Linked DNA regions of Mus musculus: all the other regions are linked to region 4. Evidence: chromatin loops called from intact Hi-C (ENCODE). Cell type or tissue: left cerebral cortex. All regions are shown on one strand. Region 1 overlaps Kcnk9 (potassium channel, subfamily K, member 9). Region 2 overlaps Trappc9 (trafficking protein particle complex 9). Region 3 overlaps Trappc9 (trafficking protein particle complex 9). Region 4 has its middle 50 kb from the start of Gm23217.

Region 1 (5,000 bases), 310 kb before region 4:
CACTGTCTGAGAACATTTTAATTTACCTGAATTTGCAAGATAGTTTAAATGGATATGAAATCCTTGGTTGACATTTTCTTTCAGCATGTTGATCATGTCATTCCATTGTCTTCTGGACTCTGCTTTGGAATAAGAGTCACTCATGGACCTTATTGAGGAGTCCTAACAATGAGTTGGTTTTCCCTTGTTCGTTTTAACATTGCATCATTGTCTTCTTGCACTTACAGTAATTTAAATCTAGGCACTCATCCTTCTTGTCATTATGTTAAGCTTTTTAGATGTTCAGATCAACATTTTCATTAAAGTTTGAAAGGTCTTGTTTATTATTTCTTTAGATAATCTTTCTGCCGTTTTTACTCTTCCTCCAACTCTCCCAAGAGCATGGAACATTGTGTGTCTCCAAGGTGTTTCTTCCATTTATTTCAGTTCCCCCCCCCCCCCAGGAACATTTTATATACTTACGGATTTGAATAGTTTTGTTTACATCTATCCACCCATGCCCCTAACACCCTGAGATGAGAACCCATGGTGGCCATCTTAGTTTCACTGAGTATAATTTATTGGAACAAGGCAAGGAAGTAGAAGTGATCACCTAATAACATTGGGCATGCCATTGGAGGACACATCTCACTGGTATTAGGACAGAGTTCAGCCCATTTGCTGGCACTTCCTTGATTTCTCTCCTTTGCTTTTGGAATAAAACTTCCGAGGCCAGGAACTGTGTGCTTTTGGCCAAAACACAAATGACTGTTAGCAACAGAAGCAAATTAGAATCCAACACATTCCACATTTAGTCTATTTAGGCGAAGAAATTGTGGCGCCTCTACTTGAAGCTGATGAATTAAAAATGATGCTTATGAAGAATGCTATTGGCAATAGACTAGTGTTAGCATTTTTAAATAATTGCTTATGTGAAGTTTTCTCTCAGTCATGGAAAAAGTATTTAGGAATAGGATTTGGGAAACATAAGGAAATGTTCCCAGGTCTGAGCAGAAAGATGGTACATAGACATTCATCAGTTTTGATCTCTCTTCTGTTTGCTCTTGTTTCTTTCTATTATGTGAATTTTTATTCCTATAGCCAGTAACTTTTAAAGTGGAAAAGTCTAAAAAGCAAAAAGGACACTACAAATAATTGGAAGTGTAAGAGATAATCAGGATTGGGTGGGTGGGGATAGTTTTATCTCCTTTCTTGCTTGGGTTTTGATGTCTCCACCCCTACATGGTTAGATGACTTACCTAGGTTATATAGCTGAGACATGGAAGAAGTCCATTAGGGCTACGATCATCCATCTCTAACTGCTATCATGCAGCAATTATGGTTATCATGCGTCCCCTGGCAATGCCTGCCTCTACCCTTTGCTTGTGGTGTCTCGCGATGCTGGTTGATGGGAATCAGCTGTGACAGATGCACAAGTGTCCACCCCAGCAACTGTCATCCTTGCTTTTTGGGGGAAGGATATCAAGGACAATGTTCCACTTGAGCATGGTTTTCTTTCTGTGAAGCTTCAACCAAGAAGCTCAAATAGGTAGATGCTTACCTCTGGGGACCTTTCTGCCCCACCCTGGGAATCTATCCAACTCCTTGCCTTACCACAGCCTACAAAGAGACACTGCATCATAAACCAGCATATAGCAAGGCTGTAAACTTAAGTCTTCATCCGGAGGCTGGAAATCCAGTGCTCTCGTGGCTCTTTGGAGAGAGACACACAAGCAAAACAGAGGTCAGTGCAAATAATACAGGCTAGCTTCTAGAATGGACTTTTGTAGAGAGATCATCAGAGATGATATTGTAAAGTGTGGAGGTTTCCCTGTGTCAAGGTCAGAGCTTTGCTTACCTCTGACCACCCACAAGTCTTGCTACACTATAACTGGCCTGAAGCCATCTGAGCCTAACACTATTAGCTGAGGGAGGGAATGTACCTCTTCCCACTGAACCATCCCAACCCAAGTCCTGGTGGCTTCCAACTATTACTGATTTTCTTATCCTATCACAGACTTCTCAAACATCAGCCAGCTTTCTACCCTTATTTTTTCTTATGAGTCTTTGATTTGTCTCTCCACATTTTTTTGCAGAGATTTTTGGATGGTGGAGAATACAGGAAAGCGTGGCAGAAGGGAAGGTTTTATGTGGGTGCAACAAGAAGACCAATAGGAGAACCTGGATTTCCTGACCCAGGGGGACAATGTGGATACCTCATTTGCACTGTGGGTGTGGCTGACAACGGGGGATAAATTAGGATCAAGGCCCAGATCAGCCTGACATGGGAGCTTAGGAAGCTATCATGCTAAGCCCAAGATCATGAACACTACCACATCCATGTAGAGGAGAATACTGGCTACCTGGAAAGGGCCCCCTGTTTCCCCCAGGAGATGAGTTATTGTGTGTAAAAAGGTTTTAGCTTAGTTCCTGGTACCTCATGCTATTAGTAAACACTGGTCATTACTAGTTTTATTTTTTATCTCTGCCAACATTCCATTGACTGATGATACCTTCTGAGAGAAAAAAAATCCACCAGGTAACATATGTTTTGCCAGTAAAAAAAAAGACACTTTAGTGACTTTTTCTCGTGATTCTTGGACTCATCCCAGGAGGGAACCTGGGCAGGTGTCAGGACCTATGCTTGCATTCATGCTCTGCAGTGACAGATCACCCGCCAGAGGGCACCCTTGCACCTCTGGTGGCAGGCTGAGAGAGACCACAGGCCAAGGCTTCCACCATTCTGCCACCCTGTGGACTCTTTGTGGACAGCATTTCCTCCGCTGCTTGTAGAAAGTAAGCTAGTGTGGAGGAGAGCCCCCATCCCCCTTCCTTAAAAGCAGGGTGAGAGGCTGTGAGTCCAATCCTGTATGGAGGAGGATAGGGAACGCCAGCTTTTCTTCAAAGCATGGAGATGCTGTGGACCCAAGTCTGAGATACTTGGGGGCTGAAATGTGTCCCACCCCAGGCATCTTCATGTTTGGCATGAACTCACATCACAGCCTGGGCATTGACAGGTGCCTCAGCAGCACAACATTGCCCTGTGAGACAGGGTTTTGTGGCCCCTTTACAGATGGGAGACATCTCAGCCCTTCCCTTTGCCCACTTTCGATGAGAAATTCATGCTTTGCACACTTCCGTGTTAAAAAGTGTATTTGGGGTCCCTTTGTTCCCTTAAGATACAAAGTTAAAAGAAGCCTGTTTCTCCACCCCCCGCCCCGGGAATCAGGAAAAACACACATGAAGGGATTTCCCTCTGCAGAACACAGAGGGCCCTGTGAATAAGCAATGGCTTAGCATAGAATGCCACAAACATTGATACCTTCTTCCAGAGGAAAGACTAAATGCAGGAAAGCATACTATAAAACGCTAGATAACATAAAGAGATTGCTTCACTTCATGTCCTTTTTACAGAAAAGGGAAGAAAGGTTTAGAGAATTAATTTAGGAAGTTACAGGAGGATAGATGGGAGGCTAGCTGCATCATGGGCTGAAGTAGGAACCATCTTGGAAGCACAAGGGGCCAAGGTTAGCTCCCTTCCCTAGCATATCTCTTCTCAAAGCCACCCTGAGTCATTCTTTATTGGGATTTGTGCCTGTTTTAATCCCTATTGTCAGAACCCCCTTTCTGCCATTTATAAATATTTTACTCCTCTCCAGCAGCAAATTCCCCCAACACAACCTTCTCTATGCACTGCACCCTTAGCTGGCACCAGTAAGCAGTCACAGTAAACATGGCAAGCATAAAAATGAGGCTGGAGAATGGAGGATACTTGTTCTCCCTAAGGGGTCAATCAGCTTCAAGACGAATTGGCCCGCTGTAGGGACCAATTTTGACCTCTGGGCAAGACTGCATTGTAGTGTGAACTCAAAGATGGCTTTCGAGAGCCTGGAGTGGTAGCACATGCTTGTTATCCAAGCACTTGGGAGGCTGAGACAGGAGGATTTCTGTAAATTCAAGGGAAGGTTATGTAGTGAGTTCCAGGGCATACTGTACTAGAGAGTGAGAGCTTGTCTGAATTTAAAAAAAAAAAAAAGCTTCTATTGGAGGATTTGGGGAGCACTCTTTGAACTATCCTTGAAGAACATGAGTGACAGATAAGGGGACCCAGCACTCAGCTTTTGAGTCATATGATGCTATGTTTATTTCCTACATTAAGTATATCCCAGGTAGAACTGTTAAGTGCTTATTGAGTCCACCATTATTATGTTACATCCCAGAGAGTCTCTGTCAACTGACACGTGGGATGATGATGTCTCTAGGTAGACTGTTGGGCAAATCTTCTGAGACCAGAGACCTAATAGAACCTACCCAACCCTGTTCTCCCTCCCACTCCTGTTTCTATTCTACCCACATTCCTCTGCTGTAGTTTGTCACCTTTCCAGAAGATGTGGCCTCATTCTCTCTAGTCCCCAACCCTTCCACCCCATCCATTGGTGTCTGCTCTGCAGGTGAGCTTCGTGCAGGGGGGAGAGGAAATAACATCTGTGCATTTTATATTTCTCAACACATGATTCATTTTTTTTCCCCTGAAGTCCTAAATTTTCATCTGCTGTCTTCTTTGGGGGAAGAGCTCCCTCCTCCAGTAGGTATGCTGTGCTGATCTGATGGTGTTGCACTCTCCAGCTTTGAAAAGCTGAACATGCAGATTGTTTCCTTAGGACAGGGGATTCTGGGGTAACGTTTTTTTTCCCCCTGACTCTTTATTGACATGGCTCCAATTGCTTCTCGGCCTTCATTGTTTATGGTTAGATATCAGTAGTCTAAGAGGTGTTGGCCTTGCAGAATCAGTTGTGTCATTTTTTTTTCCTGTCTGCCTTTCAGCAGGTCTCTCTTTAGCTTTCTTTTTAACATCACTGGTGTGTGGTTTTCTTTACATTTATCTTTCTTAAGTTTGCAGAGATAACCAACTCTGTCAATCTGCCTTTTACCAAGGGTGGCTGATTTGAAGCCACTATTTCTCTCATTTTCATTTTATCTTTCCCTCTAGAATATCTCCTTGTCCCTGGAGCTTTCTGTGG
Region 2 (5,000 bases), 820 kb before region 4:
CTGGAGTCTGCTTGAAGAGCAGAATAAGGCAAGACCTGGGTAGAGGAGGGTGCGGTGCAGGTGGACTGGCTTGCCGGCCGACCTCTAGGAAAGCATGAGGTATCTTGAGTCTGAACTGTTTGGGGAAAGCAGATAGGCTGAAACAGAAAGACTGGTATCTGAGGAGAATGAGGCAGAGTAATTGCAGACAGCCACTAAACCTCAGTCAGCTGGGCTCTGAGAGGCAAAAGGCGGACAACAAACGTCCTGTGGGCGGGTGAGACCTCTGTTGGGCTGGATAAGGGTGAGATGCAGTAGCGGGTAGGCCGCCATGTGGGGAGGGTAGAGGGCAGCAGGGACTTGAGATAATCCCACCAGAACACGCAGGAAGCGTGCTCATAGCCAGACACCCATCCCCACCTCCAATAGTTGCCATGCTCACCTTAGAGGTTTTTTTTTTTTTGGAGGACGATAACTTAATAGTTAACCAGAGGCTGGCATGATGGCTCTGGCTATGAGCACATATTGCCTGCTCTTGCCGAGGACCAGAGTTCCACCCCCAGCACCCATCAGACGGCTTACAAGTGCCTGGAGCTCGAGCTCCTTGACCTCTCTGAGTCTTGCTTGCTGTAGAGCCCCGTGCTGCCCTCAGGCTGGTCTGTGGGCCTGGCTCCCCAAGTCAGTCACCAGAGTGAGGCTGCCTCAGAGTACCTGAACTGTCAGTCGTCAGCTCAACCACAGAGGAAGAGACAAACACAGAATTACGCCCCTAAAGAAAGACTCCACCAGTATTGCTGGCCATTTCATGTGGGGAAGTGCACCTATGCCTTCAAAGTGGGGGAGCACTGGGAGCCAGCTGCACCCTGTGTCCTGAGGGGAGGCCCCCAAGTTCTGCTCTCTGTTGGTTTCCAGGAGAGGCAAAAACCGGGTCCTTTGATATGGAAACTTCAGTTACCTGGGAAATGGCACAAGAGGAGATAGATGTCTGTCTCTAGTCATGCTGAAGTTAACTGTTTGACTTGGTTCTATCCAGGGTTCAACAATGGGCCAAGCCGTGTGTGTGTGTGTGTGTGTGTGTGTGTGTGTCTTGGATAGTCTGTTCTCTCCTCCCCGTTATGGGTCCCAAGAATTGAGCTTAGTTAGGCTAGTGACAAGCACCTTTAGCTGTTGAGCCATCTCGCCTGCCCTGAAGCTGTGTTTTTTAGGGATGCTAAGGCTATAGTCCTTGTAGAGGACTGGAGGGAGGGATGCCCCATGCCAGGCATACACAAACTTAGTGAAATGTGCACTGACTGAGACCCTGGGCATCGAAGGGCTTGCTTCACAGGGCAAGGACCCATGATGAGGGAAAAAGACCACCTGAGTGTCTGAGGTGGGCTGCTAGGGCCTCACTGGCCTGGAGCATGGAGAGACAGCAGGGGTCATGCTGGTGTAGGTTTGCCAAAGGTCAGTGAGGGCAATACACAGGGCAAGGGTACTTCAAGGGCAAGAGGGTGGCACCTTAATTGTAATCCATGCTTCTGAGTGAAGAGTGCTAGGCCTCTCAGGTAGACTGGAAAGGTCCAGGGAAGCCTTGAATTATTTGTAGCTGGGAGGCTGGATTTAGGTTAGATGGTCCTGTGTCCTTCCACAGCTCTGCAGTGGGCTACTGCTGTTATCAGGCCCAGGCGGTTCAGGAGACAGCTTTGAACACAGAAGAGGCTCCAAGCAGACCGGAAAGGTCTGGGGAGTGGAGTCTGTTGGGCTTAGCTGGTGCTAGAGTAGTGGGTGGCTGCCAGGCTTCCCAGCCCTGCTCCTCTTCTACAGACCTGTGGGCCCTCACTCTCTGCAGTTACTGAAGTCCGCTTTGCAGATTAAAGGGAGGAGATCTGGACTTACTGCAACCTGCTATCTATTCACAGTGGGGCCCTGTAGTTTGGATCAGCTCTGCTATCATCTTGCTCGGCGTCAGGCAAACACTAGAGGGCAGCAATGCTCTGTGGCAATTGTGGCCCTGCCTGCGGCACAGGGCGGTTACCAGCCTTTGAATTCTGCCGGAGGAGGAAGGCACTTTGCGGTCCTTGTCTCATCCTGATGTTTGTCTGCTAGTTGACAAGGCAGCAAAATAATGAGTTCTGGTGGGATTTTATAATCACAGTAAAGAGAAGGGCCTGGAGTTTTTCTGAAATAGAACAAGCTTTTGGTTCTTAATCAAGTGTGATCCATTGTGGAGCTGATGGTAACGAAGGACTTCGGCGGCAAATGGCGGACATTTGGGAAGGAATGGAGATGTGACTAGTGCAAGTTCCATCTGTCTTTCAGAATCCCTGCATGAGCTGGTGGTGCCACACACTTTGAATCCCAGCACTCAGGAGGCAGAGGCAGGCAGATTTCTTGAGTTTCAGGCCAGCCTGGTCTACAAAGGGAGTCCAGGACAGTCAGGGATATTACACAGAGAAACTCTGTCTCAAAAATCCAAAACCTCAGAACTGGAGGATAAAACTGTCTTTATCGGTGCTCTGCAAAATAGATGCAGAGTCCCTCTTCCCTGTGCAGGCACAGGGTGACCTGCGTGTGTTGGCTGGTTTAGGCGAGTGATTTCTGGTAATTATCTGGCACTCCCAAATGGCAACAAATAGCTGGCTGTGTACAGATCTGTGCAATGGTCATGAGGGTTTCACAGGCAAATGACAAGGTTCATATGAGAACAGAGGGGCTGGGACTTGAGTCATCATTTTCCCCTGTTTGTGAATAGAGGAGCCATGCAGCACCCTCTCAGCTTGTCTTCTGTGGAGAGCAAGCAGCCACCTCTCTCCTTTACTTAGTGCCGCTGCACACCGTCTGGGAACAGCAGGGTGGCAAGGAGGCTGCAAACCTCACTGGCATCCATTCACAGACTTCTTGAAGTAGGAATCTGTTCCTTGAGATTCTGTGGTCTAAATGTAGCCACCCCTATCTGCAGAGGGAGGTTAGGAAAAGGAACAATGATTCAGGCACCAAAGAAGATGGTGGCTTAGAGGTGAGGGGTCCCTGGGACACGTGTTCATGCACCCTTTGTGTTCCTTCCCTTCCCTTCCCTTGCCTCTGGGATGGGCAGGAGTGACTCTAGGCAAAGTGTTTCTGTCTGCCTGCCTGCTAGCCTGCTCCTGAAGTCCAGTGAGCTGCAGACAGTCATGGTCCACACTGGCCGGCGCTGAGGAGGGGAAACCGGCTGATAAACAAAAGACATGGAGGCAAACAATTCCCAAGTGAGTCAGATCTACAGAAACAAAGACCACGCTCCCATTGGATACCTTCTGCGGAGGAGCAGCTCGGGAGGCCTTCATCCCAGGAGCATAAGCACTGTTGCAATGTAGAGCAAGGTGCAACAAAGAAAGATGCACAGGCTGCGATGACTGTCTCCCCTGTAGCTGGCTGGTGGGGCTTGTGGCGGCTCCATCTGGTGCTGAGCAGACCCTGAGAAAGGTCTCGTCAGTTCCTTTCCTCACCACTTGCAGCCAGTTTTAAAGACAGGGAAACTGAGGGGTGAGACCCAGCTCAGCTCACAAAGTCTCCCATTGTTCTTTCAGTCCCCCTCGCTCCCTCGCTTGTGTGATTCCAAAAGCCCAACCCGGTGGCAGCTCCCCTCCCCCACCCTAGGCTGCCTGAGGGACTGAATACATTTTTGTTTTCAACAGAAAATGGCAGGTGACCTTACGAGAAAGTGCTACTGAGGAAGTGTCTGGAAAACTAGACCAGCTTCTGAGGGTCGCAGCGTGGCCCCGTCCTCCGCCTCCTCACATCTCTAAGTTCCAGAACAATTGGTGCCCTTTAAAACATTCTCCTTTATGAGACTTTAGAGGGGACTTTCAACCTCTTTGTCTTTGGTTAATTTTCTTTGCAAAGCCATTCAGATTTTATGCAGGCTACTCTGTTCAGATGCAAGAACAGCCTCCTCCTCCTCGGATTTCTTTTTTGATGGGTTTCCTTAATGAAGCTGTTGCTAAGGAAACCCTGCAAGAGCCTGGTAGGCACCAGAGTGACTGCATCCCTAGTGCTCCTGTCAGGTTGAGCTCAGAGTCAGAAGGGTGGGAGAGTGGGGAAGGGTGTCATCTGGGGAAGGGGCTGAGGTAATGCTGTGACAGGTCAAAGCTGGCCAACTGGCCAATGGCTTCCAGGGCCAGTCAGTCCGTGGGGGAACTGTGGGGGAACCGTGGGGGGATCCACAGCTCTTACAAGGAAACCATTGAATGGGGGGGGGTGGAGAAGGAAGGTCACCTGCTAGATTCCTTTCTGGAATTGAGAGGAGAGAGAGAGAGAACTGAGAAATTTCTGGTCTAACAGGATTCTGGTGTGTGGCTTGACTAAGAGTCCAGGAGAGTGGAAGTCTGTGAGGACAGTGAGGGGGGCTCAGTCATTCCAGAGCCAGGGGTCTGCAGAGACCCCTTGGGGGCCAGCTCTGCTCTACCCCCTCCCCTCCCCCTCCCAACTTGGAAAGGCACTGCCCATTGAGCTGAGTTTCAAATCTCCACTCTAACCAGAAAAGGTGATAAAAGAAGCCAGACCTCAGTGCCCTGCAGGCAGCTGTAATTTTTAAGGAGGGGTGAGAGGGATACTTGGGAATTCCTCTTTGGAGACTTGCAAGTCACTTTGGTCTCATGGGCTTGGGGAATCTTGGCTTTCCCTCTCCGCTTTAGCAGTTAGGAACCTTAGCATCAAGTCTACAGATACCTTAATAATTACACCCACTTCCTGGCAGGCATTTTTCTGATCGAACCTTCCTCTGGTTTTATTTAACTATAATCTCATTTTTTTCACCTTGATTTTTTTTTTTTATATTTTGGCTGTTACTGCTCTTAAATTGTGTGTGTTTAAAAAATTGATTTTACATTCTTCTTTAGAACAAGGCAGAATGTAAACAGATGCAGGCACGGAGAGTAGCGCAGGCGCACTGCAGACACAGAGAGAACCGCAGGCACACTGCTTTTGGAGGTTCCAGGGTATTTACCTTAGGAGGTTACAGCTGAGGTGAATGTTAAAACTGTGTTTTCAGTAGGCGAGTC
Region 3 (5,000 bases), 840 kb before region 4:
TTAGGTGAGGGACCCTGTCTGAAGGGGCTAGGGTGGAGCATGGTAGGGGAAGGCTGAGGCAGCTGTCAGTATCACTGGTTTTATGATGATTGGCAAGTAGTAACAGGAATATTCGTTACTTGTATTTTTTTAAAGAACTATTTATGTATATGAGTACACTGTAGCTGTCTTCAGACACACCAGAAGAGGGCATCGGATCCCTATTACAGATGGTTGTGAGCCACCATGTGGTTGCTGGGAATTGAACTCAGGACCTCTGGAAGAACAGTCAGTGCTTTTAACCACTGAGCCATCTCTCCAACCTCAAGGATACTTCTACTTTTTTTTTTTTAAGATTTATTTTCACTGTGTGTGTGTGTGTATATGTGTGTGTGTGCATCTGTCTGTCTGTCATGAGTGCCTGCAGGGGTCAGAAGACAATCTTGCATCACTGGGAGCTAGAGTTGCAGGCAGTTGTGAGCTGTATCACGTGGTGGCTGGGAACTGAATTGTGCTCTCCGTAAGCGTGTAGGAGTTTCTCACCACAAGCTGCTTCTCCAGGCCCCAGGAATTCAGCTGAACACTTTCAGACCTCACAGACCCTGGCTGAATAGTTTCAAGTGCATTTCCTCGGAAAAGGGGGCATTTCTTTCCCTTTTAAAAAAATTTAAGGGCTGGTGAGATGGCTCAGTGGGTAAGAGCACCCAATAGCTCTTCCGAAGGTCTGGAGTTCAAATCCCAGCAACCACATGGTGGCTCACAACCATCCATAATGAAATCTGACTCCCTCTTCTGGAGTGTCTGAAGACAGCGACAGTGTACTTACATATAATAAATAAATAAAAATAAAATCTTAAGAAAAAAAATTTTTAAAGATTAAAAAATTTTTGTAGTTTTTTTTTTTCCCCTTCATTCTTTCTTTTAGTCTTTCAATCCTAGCTTCATGCTGCTCACAAGTTGGGGCACTGATCTTTATTCTGAAGATTTGGATGTGGACCTGTAGGTCTATAACTAAAGGACAAAATATAGTTTCTTTAAAAAATTAGGGCTGGAAAGCCAGATATGATGCTGGGCTCCCATACTCAGAGCGAGGCTTAGGAATGGAAGGCCAGGCTTAGCTACATAGTATATTTGAGGCTAGCCTGGACTACATGAGATCCTGTCTTGAAAAAACAAAACAAAACAAAACAAAACAACCAAGATGGAGAAGGTAGCCCACTTGTAGAGTTCCTGCCTAGCACCGTGGGAGGACCTGGGTCCCTTATATAGGACCCCCACCCCAAAATGTATAGAATATTCTATAGTCAACTGGAAGAAAGTGCTTACCATTGACTTGTAAAGGTTTCTTAGTAGTGGTGGCCTCTACTTTTTCTTCTCTCTGAACTTGGTAATATTACTTACCATTAAATTGATCAAAACAGGCCTGAGGTGTGGCTTGCTGGTAGAACACCTGGTTCTCATCTCTGTCACTGGCATTCGATGGTGGGGACTGACATGACGCATGGTCCAGAGCCAGGCTGTGGTGGTGCACGCCTGCAATCCCAGCACTTGGGAGGCAGAGGCAGGTGGGTCTCTGAATTTGAGGCCAGCCTGGTCTACAGAGGGAGTTCCAGGTCAGCCAGAGATAAACTGAGAAACCTTGTCTGGAAAAAGAGAAAAAGGAAAAGGAAAGAGGGGCTGGTAAGATGGCTCAGCAGTTAAGAGCACTGACTGCTCTTCCAAAGGTCCCTAGTTCAAATCCCAGCAACCACATGGTGGCTCACAACCATTCATAACGAGATCTGACACCCTCTTCTGGTGTGTCTGAAGACAACTACAGTGTACTTACATATAATAAATAAATAAACCTTAAAAAAAAAAGGAAAGAAAAAGGAAAGAAAAGAAAAAGTCCAAATATCTACCAGCGCTCCTCAGCCTCAGGCAGGGCTTTACAACTCCCCAGTGGGAACATTTGAGGGTTGGAGCGAGTACTCTTTTTTTTTTTTTTTAAAGGGACAGAGACTTGTCACCCAGCGATTGAATCCCTGCTGAGTTAAGGTGGCAACTGAGTTGGCCTCTTACAGAGCCCCTGCCTGTCACCGTGAACTCTTTTTTCAGCGGCCTGAGTTTAAGGAGTGTCTGGGAAAACAGGACAGACTGAAGTCATGGTTATTTTACAGATCTGTTTGTTTATGTGACAGGGTGCTACTGTGTAGTCCTGGCTGACCTGGAGCTTGAGATAGAGACTAGGCTGGCCTTGAATTTTTAACAATCCCATCTTCCTGCCTTTGTCTCTAAGTGCTGGGTTTATGTATGGGTGTGTACCACCGTGCCCGGCTATTTTTTTAAAAAAAAAAGGTTTATTTATTTATGTCGTGAACCTCCGTGTGGCTACTGGGAATTGAGTTCAGGACCTCTGGAAGAACAGCCAGTGTTCCTAATTGCTGAACCATCTCTTTAGCCCCTAAATTTTTATTTGTGAGTATGTATGTATCCACTCACATGTTTGAGGGTATCTTTGGAGGTTAGAAGAGAGCATTAGGGTAGTTGTAAGGCGGTGGAATTAAACTCTAATCCTCTGTGAGAGCAGTAACCACTTTTAACCGCTCAGCCATCTTTCCTGCCCCCTCAGTTGCCTTTAGGGAAAAATACAGAGACTGGGAGAAAGTTTGGCAGCTGACTGTAAGAAGAACCAGTTCTGAGACCCCTTCCTGTTCGTAGATTGTCCTCCGGGAGCCTGTCTCTTTGGTTGACATCCGGGTGTCAGACTTTAGCTGTTGAACAGTGCCATCTTTCTATGAAGCTGCCCAGTGCCTGTGCTAGCTGAACTTTGCCTGTGGTCTGCAGATTCTGGATCCTTGCAGGACGTTCCATAGGTGGCGCTGTTGCACTTACTTATTATTTTTAAAGCTTTTTTTTTTTTTTTTTTTTTTTTTCCGGCTTCTACAAGAGGACCCAAAACCAGGCTCCTTGAATACGATTTCTTCATTTGATCCCCAGTACATACCCGGAAAAAGCCTTCTGGATATATGTGTTTTTCTCTGGTCAGCTCAGAGCGAGGGTTGCAGATTTGCTATCAGAGCAGCAGTGAAACTGGACTTTCTCTTGAGTATTAGGTAATGGTTAGCCATGATGTCACAGCTCTGCAGCGCCTTGCAGATGAGAAGAAGGCTGCCTGCCAGGTCTTAAATCTCCACTCCTGTGCTTATTAGCAAGCACCATCTAGGGTCTGGAGGAGATCCTGGCTTCCGGATCAGCTGAGGTGGTTGCGTGAAGGTGTGAAGATTCATCTATATGCATTTGGTGTGTTACTGACCTTTACGTGATACTGTGTGTTTCAAGTCAGCTCTGGCCACCCATCCTCAATAAGGCAGTCGAACCAAATTAAAGGTGGGAAGCAGGAAAAAGAAGATTTATTCCACGTGACCACATTGGGAAGAGGGATGAGAGTCTTGTTGTGTAGCCCAGGCTGGCCTCGAACTTGGTCCTGTCTTCTCTTCCACCCCTATTACTGAGATTGCAGGCATGCACCTCACGCTGGGTGTTGGATCCATCATTCTATGTTTGATTTCTAAGGAGTCAGAATAGGGAGAAATAGCTTTGTGAAGAAAGATCCACTTAAGAAGTAAGAGAAGGGGCTGGAAAAATGGCTCAGTGGTTAAGAGCACTGACTGCTCTTCCAGAGGTTCTGAGTTCAATTCCCAGCAACCACATGGTGGCTCACGACCATCTGTAATGGGATCTGATACCCTCTTCTGGTGTATCTGAAGACAGCTATAGTATACTCATATACATAAATAAGTATTTAAAAATGTTTAAAAAAAAAGAAGTAAGAGATGAGTGAGGCCTGGTGTGCAGATTTGTAATCTTGGGGTTTATAATCTTAGTTATGGAGGAGGCTAAGGTAGGAGGCTGGCAAGTTCAAACTTCAAGGGCTGCCTGGTAACTGAGCAAGACAAAACTTGGTCTTAAAAATAAAATTAAAGGATGGAGACCTTCACTTGCTCTCTCAGGTCCGTCTTACTTTCTTCTGGGTGTCTTTTTTTTTTTCTTTTTTCTTTTTGGTTTTTAGACAGGGTTTCTCCGTGCAGTCCTGGCTGTCCTGGAACTCACTCTGTAGACCAGGCTGGTCTTGAACTCAGAAATCCACCTGCTTCTGCCTCCCAAGTGCTGGGATTACAGGAGTGCGCCACCACTGCCTGGCACTTTCTGGGTGTCTTTTTCTTTACCCTTGTACTTAAAATGTCTTCTAGCTTGATATGATGGCGTATGCTTTTAATCCCAGCACCTGAAAGGCAGCAGTAGGGGGATTTCTGTGACCTCTGATCTCTCTTTCTGTGTGTGTGTGTGTGTGTGTGTGTGTGTGTGTGTGTGTGTATGTATGTATGTGTGTATACTGTGTGCATGCAAGTGCTCTCAGAGGCCAGAAGATCCCCTAGAGCTGGAGTTACAGGCAGGTGTAAGCTGCATAGAGTGGGTGCCAGGACCTGAATCTTGGTCTTCTGCAAGAGCAATACTCCTAACTGCTGAGCCGTTTTTCTAGCTTCCACTGTCCACTTTGAGACAGGGTCACGGCTTATCCATTTTGGTCTCAAACTTACTATGTAGCCAAGGATGTCCTTGATCTCCTGATCGTCTCTTCTGAGTGCTGGAATTTCTGACATACGTCACCATGCCCAGTTTATGTAGTGCTAGGAATTGACCCCAGGGCCTTATGCATACTAGGGAAATACTCTACCAACTGTGCTACAGCTTCAGTATAAACCACCTCTAAACATCACTTCCTTAGCTTTGATAAGTGCCCTGTAATTCATAAGTCAGTCTCTCTCTCTGTGTCTCTTTCTGCCTCTGTCTCTCTCTCTCTCACACACACATACACAGAGAGAGAGAGAGACAGACAGACAGACAGACAGACACACAGAGAGAGACAAAGGCATACACAGAGAGAGACAGAGAAAGAAAGAGACAGAGAGATCTGGGAGTATTAATGTATTACTATATTTCCTTCTGAAACCTTTGATACCTCAGTCAGAGCACTCACA
Region 4 (5,000 bases):
ACTTTGTGCTTCATCTTTACCCAGATGAACAAATGATCTCTCCACCCCCAGCTCAGCCACGCTATGGCCTCATTGATTGGTCTTGTCCACCCTCAGCCCAGGCAGGGAGGTGGCAGGCAGCGATGACTCATCACAAGAGGGGACTTGTAATGAGCTCCTTTGCTGGACGTCACTCCAGCCCTGTTGCTATGCACTGGAGAAATTCACCAGGATGACATCTGACACCTAAAGGAATTGTTACGATTTTGGTTTTCTGTTAACAACCTGTATTTTGCTAATTATGGATGTTATTGTCCTATGTTAAACCAACACAAGGTATGAAGATGCATGATCTCTAATTCCTCCACCAATGCTCTGAAGGCATTCATGTGACTGCCTTTCAAGGACCAGGATATTGCAGATTAGAAAGTTGGCAGAGAGCCGTGTTGCTTTCTGTGGTCTGTACTGTCACCGGAGACTATGCTAAGGTCCGTGGTATGTGCTGATACTGGAGACCATGTGCAAGTCTTCGATCTGTGTTTCCATTTATGGTAAAGGGCAAGGAAGTTACTTTTACCATGGTACTGATGACTGTAGACTCAGGTAAAAGAAGGCCTATATGACAACTCCATACACTCTCAAAGGTAACAGCCTAAACAGAAAGCAATCAAAAAGAACTTTTTGTGATTAAGATGCTAAAGTGAGGCTCTTCACAATTAATGACTCTGGTATGGGGTGTGTGGGGAAGGAAATGGTTTTCTTTAAGACTCTGGCCACTGGGAGTTTGATCAGGCCCCGTGAGTATCTGACAATATAAATTGGATTTCTTTTTTCCTTCTTTCTTGGGGGTGGAGGGTGTCACAGGGGTAGAGGGGCAACAGACTGGGATATGGATATGATGGGATGCATGATGAGAAATTCTCAATAATCTATAAAAATATTATAAAAAGAGAGAGTAGAGATTTGTGGATGTGCCTCAGCACAGCCTACACAGCAAAGCAGGTGATTGCTGTTAAAGTAAGAGTGAGCCAGAAAGCCCACTGAGTCGCGTTATTGCTTTCCAAGTGAAAATGAACCTAAGATTTAGAGAAAGGGAGCAACAAGTCCAATCTCAAGGTGAGACAGCAGGGTGAGGATTCGGTCTTCCAGCTCACTCCAGAGACAAAGTGCAGTATAGAGTCTCCTGCTAGGGTCTTCATTTTCTCTCCAGAAATATGTGCTCAGGGTCCCCAAGAAGCTAGCCCCTCTGTGTTTAGCATTCACAGTCACAGGAATCCCAGGGGAAATCTGACTCAACATTTTGATGCAGACAAGATCACACTTCTCCAAAGTCCCCTGCAATCTAAGCTGGGGAACCAGTAGAGAAGAGATCGTAGGTCTAGATCGAGCTGGTGAGAAGGGTCTGCCTTTTCACGCTTTATTATTATTATTATTATTATTATTATTATTTTAAGCATGACATTTTCAGTCAGCCTATGAGTTTTGACCAATTTCCTTTTTCTCATTGGACACCAGTTAGAGTTACTTTCTATCCTCAGTAATTCCAGCCTGACCCTGGTGTGAGACTTGCATATTCAGAGACTTGCAGGATACAGGAGGTGAATATCTGAAGCATATCATGAGTATATCAGCCAGACTTGTAATTTCCATGGACTGACTGTAGACTCAGCAAGCAGCAGGTGTCTAGGTTCTGCAGCAAGATCAGTCTTGACAACAGTGCTGGCTTCTCATTCAGGTTCAAAGCTTCCTTATTTGGAAGGCCACAAGACAGAAGTATGATTGGCACCAGTGTGAATGTAGAAAAGATGGAAAGCCCAAGGCAGAGCACGCAGCAAGCCCACTGTCATGGTGGCTCTGGCTGACGTTGCTCTAGTGATTTCACTGTTCAACCTCAGAAGGATGTTTAAAGCTTGGTTATAAAAAAAATCTCAGGTGGACGCTGGGGTCATCTGTTTGATGGGTGGCTGAGTCACTCTGCTGAAGAGCACAGCGGAGGGCGGGTTCTGATGGACTATAAAACCTGTGAGTGGGAAGAGACGTGGGCTGGTTTTGTTTTTCTAAATTGCGCTGTTTCCACCAAGTTCTGTTTCCATGAATCCGAAGAGGCTTTTTCAGAGCCGGGCTTGGAGGCAGCTGCAGAACCAAGCAGCCATCTCTTTCTGGCCACACAGTGCCCTCTGGTGGCCGAGAGCCTGTGCATTGGCGGCTCCTGCATAGAGGGGATGCAGGCCAGCTTTCTAAGGCTCTCTGGGCTATTTTGCTTCTTAGTAGGGGAGCTCTGGGAGAAAAGAGCAAGGGCACAGAAAACACAGAGCAGGATAGAGCAGTGTTGCTGACTTGGGCGATTAGCTGCAGTTCCTTGCCTTTTCTCAGTTCCCTGTTAAAGTAGGTGAATGGCTGAAGTACCTCTAGAATTGTCTGATACATCTGCATTTTAAGCAACCGTTCTCTGCTACATGAATTTCCTAGAACTGAAAAAAAAGATTGTGGTTATTGTTCTTTTCATAGGTGTTAGCTAGCTGCTAAAAGTGGAAGCTCACAGATCTCTACCATCTCTGCTTTATTCCCTAGCTCAAAAGACCCAGAGCGGGGAAACAGCAAAGCAAGAAAATAATGATTTCAGTTGCTGCACTGACATTGAACGTTTAAAATTTTAAGACCTTTGAGTTGATGCACAGTAATTGTGCATATTATGGGGTATTGTGTGATGTTTTATACATGTGGGCAGAGTCTAATAAATCAGGGTAATTAGCATATCCGCCTCTAGCAGTTATCATTTCTTTGTGGAGAGAACATTAAACATTTTTTCTCGTTTGAGCTATTTTGTATTCCTCTAAACTAGTCATGCAGCGTTCTCATTACTATTCCAGGCTTGCTCTGTGGAGAGCCACGGAGTTAATAGTTCCAATAACCACACCCAATCCACAGGGCACATCAAGGACTGAATCACATAAGCAGAGTCCTCAGGGGAAAACAGGAAACTGTTGAGGTCCCGTTTACCTCAAAAGGATAGCTAGGAAAGGATACTGAGGGCGACAGTCTGATGGTACTGTACAATGCCAAGTTATTTTAAGCAAATAATGCACACAAGCATCTAGAAGTAATAAAACCACAGGCAGAAATTATTAAGGAGTTTTCAAAGAACACAAGAGATGAAAGTAGGGTAGTGGTTAGTAGACCTACCAGCCAGATGGACAATTAAGCAGCTATTTAAAATTAGAATAGGAGGCATGATGGTGGAGACAGGCAATTGTAAGACAAACCCATGGGCAGAGTGCAAAGTGGCAGGCACTCATACCTAAAGAGGATGCGCACATCACCGACAGTACCAATTTATAAAGATGACATTGAATTAGGACTGTCCTGTCTTATGCTGACACAAAAATGAAGATTTCTTTTATAAAGATCTCTACACAGTTTAAGGTTTATCTTTCTCTGTATTAAAATGCAAAGGCTCAAGCTTATTCCCGGCTGTGCAATATGAAATCAAGGTGAGGCATAGCTTCAGAAGGCCTATTTTGAGGGGCAGTTGTTTGTGCTCAGGCCTGAACTGGTGACAGAGCTCCTGAAGATTAATAGTTAGGGAAGTTTTAGCAGTCACTGGAGATGAAGTATCCAGGGTATTAGGGGGGGTTGTGCCTGCTAAGTACATAGACTTGCTGTATCCATCTTGCTGTTGGCCCAACTAACCCTTTTGAACAGCGTCCCAACAGCACCCACCCAAAAAGCGCCCCATGAGGATTATGTAGGCTAAAGGTTTAGAAAAAAAAATTGGGAAAGTTCATAGAGCCAGCTGCTTAATATCACTCCCATCATGGTAGTTGCTTTCATGCAAGAGGCTACAAGATGTCCCACAAAATTTGAATTTTAGAATAGGAGTTCTCTGTGGCTCCCTGGGAAGATGAGAGGCAAACATGGAACTGGAGAACAGAGATTTAAAAGAAAAAAAAAGCAACAAATTCTCCACCCATATTTGAGGGTGGGTGCTGGTTTTACCAACAAACCAGGGTTGTTGTTTTTTTCCCTCCAGCATCTCTACCCTAGGCACATGACAGTAAATATGACATTACACAGTCTTTATATTTTCATTTCACACCCATGACACTGAAAAGAAGAATCCAGCAAGCAAATGAACATAGCCTTCTGAGTCCGCCGACTGGGCAACAAACAGTACCAGAAACTGCATAGCCATGAGTCTGTTGTCTTTTATCTTTTGTTTCACTCTTCACCAGGCCCATAAAGCTAGCAGAGGACGAGTGGGCTGAAGAACCTCTGAGTGGAAAATGTAGCCAGAGCTGCGCTCTGTCCCCAGAGAGCTTCTTTCCTGTGGGCTCTCAGGATGCTGTAAAGCAGAACAGCAGCATCGCAGTGCAGCTTGCATGGTGTTTGAGTATTCCACGGCTGAGGACAGAGGTTTTAACAGGAAGACATATAAATGGCTCACCAAGCAAATGAGAAAAACAGTAGGGGAAAGGCCATGCAAGGCCCAAATCAGCTAATGCTGTGTAGGCAATAGATACTGTCAATCAACTGAGGACATATGCCCCTGTCCCTCAGATCTCAGACAAGTATGGCTCTGAATACATTTACTCTAATTCAAATGTGATTGCTAATAATGTCAACCTAACAGGATTTGTAATACCCTAAGAGACAAGCCTTTGGGTAGGTCTCCTTTGGGTTTACTGGAGTGGGAAGACCTCCCCTGGATGTGGATCCTACCATCCCATGGCCTGAGATCCCAGACTGGAAAGGGGAAAGTTAGCTAAGTAAGAGAATTCACCTCTCCCTACTTTCTAACTGTAGATATAATGTGCCCTCCTGTCTCTCCCACCTTGTTGGGAATAACCCGTCCCTTGTTTTGGTCAGGTGTTTCACCACTTCAGAGAGAAGAGTGATGATACACCAAGTCCAAAGTGACAGAAGTTTCCTTGTCTGATTCCCAAGTCTCATTCACTATCTCCAAGTCAGAGGAAAGGTGGCAGCATGCTTACCATTTGTGGCTATTGCTGCCAGTGGCCAAG

Evidence for each region. Peaks named below come from ENCODE experiments on the same cell type or tissue, not always from the same donor. Only the 100,000 strongest peaks of a DNase experiment are listed, where the experiment ranks them.
Region 1: a loop joins it to region 4, with 10 times the contacts of the local background. A loop is called at or near these places in 21 of 42 quality-filtered maps.
Region 2: a loop joins it to region 4, with 5 times the contacts of the local background. A loop is called at or near these places in 26 of 42 quality-filtered maps.
Region 3: a loop joins it to region 4, with 5 times the contacts of the local background. A loop is called at or near these places in 14 of 42 quality-filtered maps.

The regions. Positions count from the first base shown.
Region 1 is chr15:72,514,896-72,519,895 of GRCm38, reverse strand. The region is part of intron 1 of Kcnk9 (potassium channel, subfamily K, member 9); the gene reads left to right. Among named protein-coding and RNA genes, the nearest start is that of Gm24390, 26 kb to the right of the region's middle. In left cerebral cortex, a CTCF peak has its summit at 2,681; a DNase peak (open chromatin) is centred at 2,693.
Region 2 is chr15:73,020,034-73,025,033 of GRCm38, reverse strand. The region is part of intron 6 of Trappc9 (trafficking protein particle complex 9); the gene reads left to right. Among named protein-coding and RNA genes, the nearest start is that of Trappc9, 39 kb to the left of the region's middle. RefSeq lists an enhancer at 1,715-4,615. In left cerebral cortex, a CTCF peak has its summit at 1,936 (motif pointing right); DNase peaks (open chromatin) are centred at 3,228, 3,548, 3,924, 4,989 and 4 more places; H3K27ac peaks cover 2,612 bases.
Region 3 is chr15:73,042,532-73,047,531 of GRCm38, reverse strand. All of the region lies in intron 4 of Trappc9 (trafficking protein particle complex 9), which reads left to right. Among named protein-coding and RNA genes, the nearest start is that of Trappc9, 16 kb to the left of the region's middle. In left cerebral cortex, a CTCF peak has its summit at 2,825; a DNase peak (open chromatin) is centred at 2,838; H3K4me3 peaks cover 283 bases; H3K27ac peaks cover 190 bases.
Region 4 is chr15:72,203,302-72,208,301 of GRCm38, reverse strand. No RefSeq gene overlaps it. Among named protein-coding and RNA genes, the nearest start is that of Gm23217, 50 kb to the left of the region's middle. In left cerebral cortex, a CTCF peak has its summit at 2,160 (motif pointing left); DNase peaks (open chromatin) are centred at 2,125 and 2,554; H3K27ac peaks cover 912 bases.